2 separate regions of the Mus musculus genome follow, and region 2 is linked to region 1. A link is a contact called in ENCODE Hi-C data. All regions are on one chromosome and are shown on one strand. Each heading gives the region's core, a stretch centred on a gene start or an enhancer-like site at or near the end of the contact. The rest is flanking DNA. Distances are from core to core; before and after follow the strand shown. Region 1 has its middle 52 kb from the start of Il1rl2. Region 2 has its middle 9.0 kb from the start of Gm35741.

The links. Hi-C counts contacts between places; a loop is a spot of excess contacts on that map.
Region 2: a map of CH12.LX shows a loop between it and region 1 (2.7-fold over the local background). The contact joins two enhancer-like sites. A Hi-C loop is called at or near these places in 7 of 37 maps with a recorded cell type or tissue (CH12.LX, left cerebral cortex, mouse embryonic stem cell and 2 more).

Annotation. Positions count from the first base shown.
Region 1 is chr1:40,374,141-40,379,633 of GRCm38, reverse strand. No RefSeq gene overlaps it. Among named protein-coding and RNA genes, the nearest start is that of Il1rl2, 52 kb to the right of the region's middle. Within about 2 kb of position 4,210, at least 1 of the 3 ENCODE cell types and tissues checked has a DNase peak (open chromatin) inside an H3K27ac peak, as active enhancers do.
Region 2 is chr1:40,137,610-40,142,645 of GRCm38, reverse strand. No RefSeq gene overlaps it. Among named protein-coding and RNA genes, the nearest start is that of Gm35741, 9.0 kb to the left of the region's middle. Within about 2 kb of position 2,675, at least 2 of the 3 ENCODE cell types and tissues checked have a DNase peak (open chromatin) inside an H3K27ac peak, as active enhancers do.

The sequences.
Region 1 (5,493 bases), core at 2,961-5,460:
TAAACATCAGATACCATAATTGCTGGTGCCAATTGCTGTAAAAATAATATTAGTGTAGTCGGGCTAATAATTATTACAGTTACAGGCTGAGTCACTAGTCTTTTTTAAAAAGTGTACAACGTGCTCTCAAATAGACAGCATTTTTCCACAGACACAACATTACCTCTGACAGAAAAGCCAGCCTGCCCTCGTGCAATGTGAAATCAGAAAGAACTGAACACGGACACTAAATTACCTGGAGGTTGCGTGTATGAAGCATATCAAATGTAAATAAAAATCGTTATCAGACTTGGTGGGACCCAGCCCCAAGGTATCTCATTATGCATATTTAAGTAGTTCAAGGCCCACCCCCCAAAGATCAGAAGGCTTGAATAGATATGGTCCCAAGTGTCTTACACAAAGACTACCTCATCTGTGACAGCAACATGCGGGACTTCATGGAGGCCTCACTAGCACATTTTCTTACAAGGAATCGTGACTGTGGTATGCTTTAACATAGGCAGTGTGGTTTGCCTGAGGAGGAATCCAGCTCATCTTAGAAGCAGTGACCCACCTGCACAATCCAGACTAAGGGGAAGAAGCACATTCTTAGCCTGAAGTTCGAGAACCTTCTAAAAGTGGTGCCCTGCGAAGGACTCCGTTGCCCTAGGAGAAGCGTCATTCTTAATATCGCCACTAGAGGGTGCCACAGCGCCACGGGGAAATGCCAAATGGAGTCTTTGCTCTACTTTGGCAAATTAAGGCATGATTTTCTCCCTAGTCTCCTGGCTTTTTCTTTCTCAGGGCTCTTTGCCCACAAACTGCTTTCTTTTCTTCTTGATGTCATCCTTTTACAGGGGCAGGAAATTATGGTCACTGTAAACGAAGTTATCAGGTAACTAAAAGGTTAACAAATAACAAAAGTAGATGTGGTTCATTAAAGCAAAGTTTCTAAAACAAAATAAACAGAGGTCTCAGATCCTATGTTTTTAGGTCTTGCATTTGTATGGATATACTGAGTTCAAAATAAAATGTGTATTTCCCCCATGCATTTTGTACCAGCTTACAAACTGCTCTTTTCCATGGTCCTCATGGGTGGTTGATGCTGGTGTGTTGGCTCAAACTCGGAGTCTAGCCTCTGCACACCATCTTGCTTGTGGGATTAGTTAAGAGAGAATGCAAGTACTGCCCATGGCCAGAAGTAGCCGTACAACTTTTGAAGAATCACCCCAATTCCTAAGCGGCTTCATTTTTATTTTCTTCAGAATGATATTAATTATAATGCTGATGAAGGGGTTAAATCTTTTTTATCTTTTTATTCATTTTCCTAATTTAATAATTTTATATTCAGTTATAATTACATCTTTTCCCTTTACCTTGATCCCTCTGACCCATTCCTTATATGTCATCTCTTTATTCTCTCTCAAACTCATGTCTTTTTTGCTTCTTTTTACATACTGTGAAGACCAGGCAGAAAGAATGTTTAAGAGTCAGCCTCTCAGGGACTTTACTATAAGATTGCATTTTCTAGAAATCATTTTAAAAGCCCACTGGAGCTTATAAGTACAGCGAGTACAAAGATTCAAAAGTCTGTTGTTTTCCTATGCACCATTAAAAATAAATATAATTCAAAATGCCATGTATCAGTTTTTGAATATCAGCTGACATCTATCAAATGCACATAAAATATGCACAGCAAATACGTTAATTATTTCTCAATAAAACTAGAATGGCATAAGTGAGAAAGACAACATTCATTATTAAATGGAAATCCTAAAATTTAAAGATACCGATTCTTTCCCATTTATAGATTTCGTCCAATTCAGAGCTTAATTCTAGCAAAATATTGATATATTTATTCCATATTTTACAGGGAAAGATAATACTAGCCAAGAGAATTTGTAATTTCACAGCTTGGGATCTAGCCTGAGGACCTGAACATGCTAGGCCAATGCTGGGATTCTAAGATCTGTCTCTAGTCCCAAAAGTCTATGTTAGCATCTCTTGGATTCCATAAAAAGAGAGGTTATTTTGATCCATAATTCCAGATGTTCATATAAAACATGCCATTAATATCTCTGGAAAAACATAACTGGTTTTGAAAATTACCTTGGAAACTTGACTAAAATTCCTCACCATGGATGCACGCTCGGCACCTTTAAGGAGACTGGCATTTAACCATTTGCGTAGTTTTCTCTGGGACTCCATTTTTAGCTATTTACCTGTGAAGGATTTCTCAGTGCATGGTGATGAGCATGCTGAGTGTGCAGGACTTGCTCCACCGCACCTGTGATAGAAGGGGTTAAATCTTAATGAGAGAAATAAAAAGAAAGGAGAGAGATAAGGGGCCTGGACCACACCGGAAGGTAAGAGTTTCAGTGCGGAGAGCTCCCCATGTTCACAGACAGCAACACACAGCCATGCCTGTCAGTGTGAAGAACAATTCTCTCACAGGGTAGAAAAACATGCTCTGCATACCAGTCTATTTTCTGATTTTTTTATTAGTGTGTATTAATCATACAAGATAACACAATTCTCCATGACACCTTCAGACATGTGTATCTTATGAACGTTAACCACATCAGTCCCTGCGCTGATTCCCTGTGTAAGAAATAAATTGTACCGGTGCATCTTCACAGTGAGGTCCCTCAGAGAACCACAGATGAGCCGGGGGACACTAGGACCCTATGTTCCCTCCCTTCCTGACAGCTGGTGCCTGCTTGGCTGGGCGCTGTGGGGTTCAGCCTAGGTCACGGGCAGTCTGCTGCATGCTACAGGCTCCTCAAACCAGACAAGGAGAGAAAGTCAAGTGCCAGGATATTAACTGATGAGACTTGTTGTCCTGAGCCAATAGGATGGGAAAGGGAACAATACTAGACATTATGAAAGTTTGTATCGCCCTGAAGAACTGGGGAATATAAATACCACTGTCCTGCACCCAGTCTGCAGGCTGTCTTTTTTATCCTTTCTCTGGACTGATGCTCCAGTTTCCAAGGTTGGAGGCTGTATTGCTTCAGTGTCACAACTCTGTGCATCCAAGATGTCTATTATGAAGTGAGGGCCCCCCGGGACTCTTATTATGAAGTGTGGACCATTTTTTCCCTGCCTTCATCTTCCCACAGAGTCCCCTTTCTGCCTTTCTGCATCACATCCCTTTGCAAAATCTGGGTCCCATATGAGAGAAAGTCCATGACATTTGTCATTCTGTCCCTGAGCACCATGACCTCCGGTTGCCTCCATTTTCCTGTAAACTGCATAAGTTTGGTTCTTCTCTGTGGCCCCTTGAAACTATTCCATGCACAGTGCTCATTTGCAAGAATTCTGGTGAGGGGTTCCTGAGCTGGCTTCCTGGCTGCCTCCTGCTAGTCTGCCTTAGATTTCTGCAGGTCTACAGGTCTTACCAAGCTGTTGAGATGGCACCCCTGACACTATAGTAAAGACCAGGTGAAAATGACCTCACTATCCAAACTGGTTGGATTAGAAATCAGTTCTGGCTAAATAGACAAAAATTGTGATTTTTCACATGGGGGCCAATCATGAACATTTGTTTTGTTTTCAAATGTGAGGACAGATTCTTATTGAGGGGATACATGTCATTTTCACAATTATAGTTTAATTTTTCACTAAGGAAATATGGGGGGGGGAACACCACCCAGTCCCAGGTCTCCAGCATACTCCAAGGATCAAAGCCCATATGATGTTCCCACTTCCCTGTCCAGCCAGAGGATTTGGGCTATGGGGGTGGTGGCAGGGAGCAAGACAAACTGTGTGTTGAAGCCCCAAACACAGCTTCACCCTGCAGCTGGAAACAGCATACAAGAGGAAAGCGAGACAGTAACACGAGATGTATTCAACCCAGTGCCGTGTTCACTTGTGTATACTCTATTTCAAGCCCTGCTAAAGTCTGACCTAGAGAATGACCTAGAGATGCAGCCTCCTTTCCTGAGCTGCTTGAAGGCAGAGCTGTACACATCTCAGGGTGAGAGCAGGGAATTCTGCTTCCAAGTCTAAAACCTGCGACGGGGCACTGGTGGGCTCCGTTTCTCATGGTCCGCCCTTTCAGGAGTGGTTAGGCAACAGCAGTAAGTAGCAGCTGAGTGTCCAGTGAAGGGGAGAAACCCAGGACTCTGGAGCCCTTCCCAAATCAGGAATTTGCCATGGATAACCAGGGAGCTGTGGAGTTCTCTCATTAAGGCAACCAGCAGGGTCTCCAGATGCATTCTGGGTATGTGAGGCTCAGAGTGTGCACACTGTGTCCCAACCTTCAATGGCCCAGAAAAACTAACTACACTTGAGTTGAGAAGGCCCTGGCCATTGAGTCCCAACACCCAGCAGTATTCCGTGCCAGGACACAAAGCCAACTCTGTGTATTTGTTATGCCAAGAACAGAAAGGAACTCTCCACTTTCTTCATCTTTAAACACATCCTGCATCCACTCGCCAGAAGAGCACGCAATGGGAGAAAGTTTGTAAACGGGAAACAGGGCCAAGATCTGGGGAAAGGTCAGCTGTGACATGGGATCACTGCAGGGTTCCACACGTGAGTAGAAGAAGCTCAGGTTGAGCCCTCACATATAGGTCCCACTCTGGTCTCCCGGTGGCATCATTGGCTAATCAAGAGGTTTTATGTAAGTATCTTTTGTTTGTCTGTTGTTTGCTTTCTCAAGATAGGGTTTCATTACCTAACCACCCTTAGCTCCCATCCCAACCCCCCACCTCAGCCTCTCGAGCAGAGGGATCACAGGCTACACTATCACACTTGGCTTACATGTATAGATGTATAGATAGATAGATAGATAGATAGATAGATAGATAGATAGATAGATAGACAGATAGATAACTGATTGATACATAGATTGATCTATATCTATATAGGTACAGATATACATTATACTTAAAGATACAGATATCTGATATATATGATAATATATAGACAGACATATATCTGATATACATAGATATTTCTGATATTTATACACCTATAGATGTCTATATAGACATGTCTTTATGTCTATAGAGAGACATAGATATAGACATAAATATAGATTTTTTTAATTCCAGTTGATCTTTCAAGGAAAGCCCATACTTGCCTGGAGCCCCTATGGAGTGAACATCAATGTCATCTCAAGCCATTTTCATGGGCAGATCATAGTGAAGAGGTCACAAGAAAGTGGCTTTGTGACTGACTTAGTCACTCCAGAGTAAGAGGGGCTAAGACTTTCCTGTCAGGTCCCCTCTCTGAGTTGCTTACCTCTCTCAGCTACACCTCCATTTCGGCTTTGGACACACAGCAGTGTGTGTGTGTGTGTGTGTGTGTGTGTGTGTGTGTGTGTGTATGTGTGTATGCATGTGTGTGTACATGTGTGTGTGTGTGTGTGTGTGTGTACATGTGTGTGTGTATGTGTGTGGGGGTGTGCACGTGTGTGTGTGTGTGTGTTTGTGTGTGTGGCTTTGGACACACAGCAGTGTGCGTGTGTGTGTGTATGTGTGTGTGCGTGTGTGTGCGTGTGTGTGC
Region 2 (5,036 bases), core at 1,426-3,925, 240 kb after region 1:
TGCTGTAAGGACCCAGATATAGCTGTCTCTTGAGATACTAGGAGGGGACCTAGCAAACATAGAAGTGGATGCTCACAGTCAGCTATTGGATGGATCACAGGGCTCCCAATGGAGGAGCTAGAGAAAGTAGCCAAGGAGCTAAAGGGATCTGCAACCCTATAGATGGAACAACATTATGAACTAACCAGTACCCGGAGCTCTTGACTCTAGCTACATATGTATCAAAAGATGGCCTAGTCGGCCATCACTGGAAAGAGAGGCCCATTGGACACACAAACTTTATATGCCCCAGTACAGGGGAACGCCAGGGCCAAAAAATGGGAATGGGTGGGTAGGGAAGTTGGGGGGGGGGTGGTAATGGGGGACTTTTGGGATAACATTGAAAATGTAATTGAGGAAAATACATAATAAATAAATAAAAAAATAGTCTATGTGTCTATGAATCTATGATGATTCAGGGATGCCAAGGGCCAACTGTACTGTCTAAAAATGCCAGCATACAAGAGCTTGGCTGCCATGATAAGGACCTCCATCCATCACTCTTAATCACCCTCTGTTCAGGTCCATTGGTCTGTCTTCCCTTTCTCCTGATTTCCTCAATTGTCCCTTCCATAACTCCTAACATCCAAGTCCTTGTCTCACGATCTGTTTTAATCTTTGATCTAAGGGGCCTTTACAGGACTGGACTAGGGCATAACAAAAGTCTAAATAGAAAAAGCAACTGGCACAGAGACTGGTGGTCCCACAGCGCTCTCCCTCTCCCCCTCCCCCTCCCCCTTTCACTCCACCACCCCCTCTCCCTCTCCCTCTCCCTCTCCCTCTCCCTCTCCCTCTCCCTCTCCCTCTCCCTCTCCCTCTCCCTCTCCCTCTCCCTCTCCCTCTCCCTCTCCCTCTCCCTCTGTGTGTGTGTCTGACTGTGTTTCTTCATTGCTTTCCTTGTCTCTTTCATTCTTCTGTTTTTCGCTCCTCTTCCCTCCCTTTCCCTTCTCGTCCCTTCCCCCCCACACACTTCTTTCCTCCTCTTGCTTTGCTCCTTCCTTCCTAGCATAACAGGAATTCTGGCCTGTCTGGTCACCCTTGCCATCCCATTTTTGAGTCCCCTGAAGCTGTGGAGCTCCTCACTGGTCTGATATCTATCCTTGCCCAAGATTCATCACTCCCCAAATCAAGAAGCACTGGATGGCCCATACTCTCCAAATAATAGCCTCATGAAAAAAGAAACTTCTTCAAGAGAAAGAATGTCAGAGTGGAAGCTAGGCCTGAGGATTTCAATTGATTAGTGACAGCAGAGGACGTATGGGAAGCCACATGCTGCAGGAGACTCCTGTTGCCTTTATATGAAGCCCCCAGGAGCTTTTCTACATTGCAGTCACCTCTAGAGTACCAGAACACCCAACATGAGTACAGGCTATGCAAATCGTTGTTACAATGCATTGCTTTGGGAATAATGTCAGGTCAACACACCATAGTGCCTATCCTTTATAGATGACCCCAAACAGAGTGTTGATCTGTGCTTGGAAACTAAAAAACTGAGCTTATGAAAAGATGAACAGCAATGGCCTTTGGAAAGGATGTTAGAGATGAGAAGGGAGCATGAGAAACTGAAATGGGACTTTCCTACCCTCCCTTAGGGAATGTGAATCCCACGAGAGAGTTCTAATCAACAACACACAAGCAGAAGTCGGTTGGCAGCTGAGGGAGAGGCTGTTTGGAATAGTAAAGGTAGGGGTTTCATTCCCCTGTTGCCTTTCTACAGTGTAGACACCATGACACTTCAATATTCCCCCCATGGACATGGCATCCCATCAGTCCCCCTATGGCCTTCAGGAAAAGACCATTGAGAGTGTCCAAGGCCCTGACATGGTTAAGCTGCTAAGTGCCTGGTGGTGGAAGGGAAGTTGGCAGGACTGACTGTGTAAGTGACTCTGTTTAGTTTTCTGTTACCTGCTGCCAAACCATCCCCTTGCTGTTCCAGACCTGGACCTAAAGAAGAAGTCAACTGCCATTCCAGCAGCTTGGGGGACGAGAACCTGCCTCCTGTGTGGCTGTCCCAAAAATCCACACAGTCAACAGAAGTACTTCCTCCCAAGACCTTGACAAACAGGACCTCCCAACCATGTCCATTTTGCTTCTCGGCAGGAAGAGGCTGAAAATTAGCTTTGGTTATTGCGGGAAAGGGGACAGAGGAGAATGTGATTTAAGCAATCACTCTGTCAGAGTTGTCACCTGTGCTCAAGAAACTCCCCATGTCACCCCCCAGCCTACCATGACATGGTCTGGATTTAGGGAATAGTACAATGCTGAGGGGTGATGAAAAATTCCTCTGTGGGTTTTCTCCTGACAGGTCCTCACTACAAGCATGTTGCTGGAAGTTTTTATTTAATGGGTTTAAATAAAAAGGCCAACGCACACAGACGGAAAGCAGGGGCCGCTCCAGGAGCTGTCTTCTCAGGTCCGTTATCTCCAGGAGATGTCTGAAATTGACTCCCACTTTCGGCTTTGAAGAGCAGTATCCTGCGTTTCCTCAGGAGAGGCATGCTGAGTACGAGCTGACTCAGAAAGACGGGCAAGTCCAAGTGTTTACCGAGAAAAGCTCACTCGCAGTTGGCATGGCTCCCAGAAGAGTCTCCTAAAAAAATATTTTCATTGGTGTCTGAAGGATTTAATCAAGGGCTGTATTTAGTAAGAGTCCAGCAAGTGCTCTGTGCCCAACTCTGATACTCTCTCGGGCCTTTTCAACAGGAAACCCTTAGTCCAGAGAACAAAAAACACTTAGAAGCATGCCAGAGGTGCCTGGGAAAGACTACACACCCTGATCACAGCAGACTCCTGGCGTCCCTCACTCCTCTGCTGAGAGATGTGTTCAGCCTGAAACCAACTGGAAGGCTTTAGAGTTTCCTTTTACATGAAATGAAGGATTGACAGCAGAATCTGGATCTTAGTTAGGAAAGGGAGAGACCGATTCCCAACGAGCGGTGGTTGGCTAAGAGAGGACTCACGTCTCCATCCCAGGGAGCAAACGCTGTGGTAGATCTCTGAATATCATGCCCCATGGCTATTATGTCTCATTCATCCATTTACTCATGCAAGTATACATCTTTGACATCTTGAAACCTGCAACACTCTTTTTTTTTCCCATATGGGGATAATAGACTATTTGGTGGGGAAGGGGCTTATAATAAAGCCTTACATCCAGAATCTTCCACTCCCCTCTGCTTGTTCATTCATGCATTCCTTCCCCTAGTGTCTGCTGAGTGCTTAGAATGTGCAAAGAAGCACATGTGTGCAAAGAATACACTATCCGGGACCAAGGCAACAGCCCTGTCAGCAAGTGCATGTCATGCATGCATGGAGACCTTAGTTCAACCCTCCTGTACTCATGTAGGAAGGCTAGAATTTAGAGTCTCCGTGTTGGGAAGTTGAAGACACGAAGGCTAGCTAGCTATCCAATTTAGCCCAATCTGCAAGACTCAGGTCTACATGAGAGACTCTGCCTCCAAAATAAGACAGGATATATATATATATATATATATATATATATATATATATATTTCAATGGGAACATGTATTTGCTATGTGAGCTTCAAGACCTGAGTTTGACTCCCTAACACCAACATAAAAAGTTTGGATGGACACTAACATGTTCCCACTGTAAGCCTAGAGTGTGGAAGGCCAAGACAGGAGGATCACTGGGGCTTGCTGGTTTCCAGCATAGATCTAGGTTTATCTGAGAGACCTTGTCTTGAAGGAATAAGGTAGAGCATGATGGAACAAGACACCTGCCAGCCTCCTGTGGCCTCCATGTGTAGACATAGAGACATACATATACACATACATACCTACATATATACATACATACATATACACACACACTCATACACACAGACATATACACACCCACACTTACACATACTCACACACACACACAGCAAATGGCTCTAGAGAAACAACACTCAAAGTTGACCTCTGGCCTCTACATACATGCACATACACATATATGGATTTGAACACATATATTCACTCACACCTACATGAACATATATATGCAAATATATAGACACAAATGTATGTGCAGATAAATATGTATATACACATACATGCAGTATCTGACCAGGCTAGTCATACCTTCCATCCCAGCACTTGGGAAGATCACAAAATCAAGACCAGCCTGGGCTATGAAATAAAAAGATCCTAATTTTAAAAAAAAAGAAAGGAAAAGAGAAGAGAAGAGAAGAGAAGAGAAGAGAAGAGAAGAGAAGAGAAGAGAAGAGAAGAGAAGAGAAGAGAAGAGAAGAGAAGAGACAAAAAACTTAAAAGAAAAGAAGAAAAGGAAGAAGAGGAGGAGGACAAGGAGGAGGAGGATAAGGAGGAGGAGGAGGAGGGTAAGGAGGAGGAAAACGTGGCCTCTGACATCACATAGTATGAGTTCAGGGTCTGCTTCTGTCTGTCAGTTCAATAAAGGGCAACTATTCTAACTGAACTATGAACTTAATGTTGCCCATAGTCATATTTTGGAGACTTCGTCCCAGGTATTACATTGAGAGACTGAAAAAACTTTAGATAGTTGAGTCTAGCTAGAGGACCTGAATCCCTGCATCCCTAGCAAATATACTATCCCTGGCTGTCTACTTCTTCCTTGTGTGCATTCTCCTGGACCACAAAGTGGACAGTTCTCTTTCTTCATGTGTTCTAGCTACCATGGCTGCCAAAGTGCATGGGGAAAAATGACTGTGGACTGACTCTCTCTAACACCTTTTCCTCTTCAATTTGTGTGGTTGGGGTCTCTGTGACAAGAAAATAAGCCACTTCAAGCTGTGATAGCTGCTTTGTGCTCTGAAATCCAATAAGAAGACCTCTCTGCCAACTGATGGAAGGGGATCCAGAAAGATCTCCTGAGTAAAACCTAGACAGGAATGGGAGGATCAGCCCATGGACACAATGGCTCTTCAGATGCAAGAGATACACTTTACAAGTCTCCAACACAAGCAATAACAGAGACCCAAGGGTAAGCACTGATGTTTCTGTGTGCCCAGCCA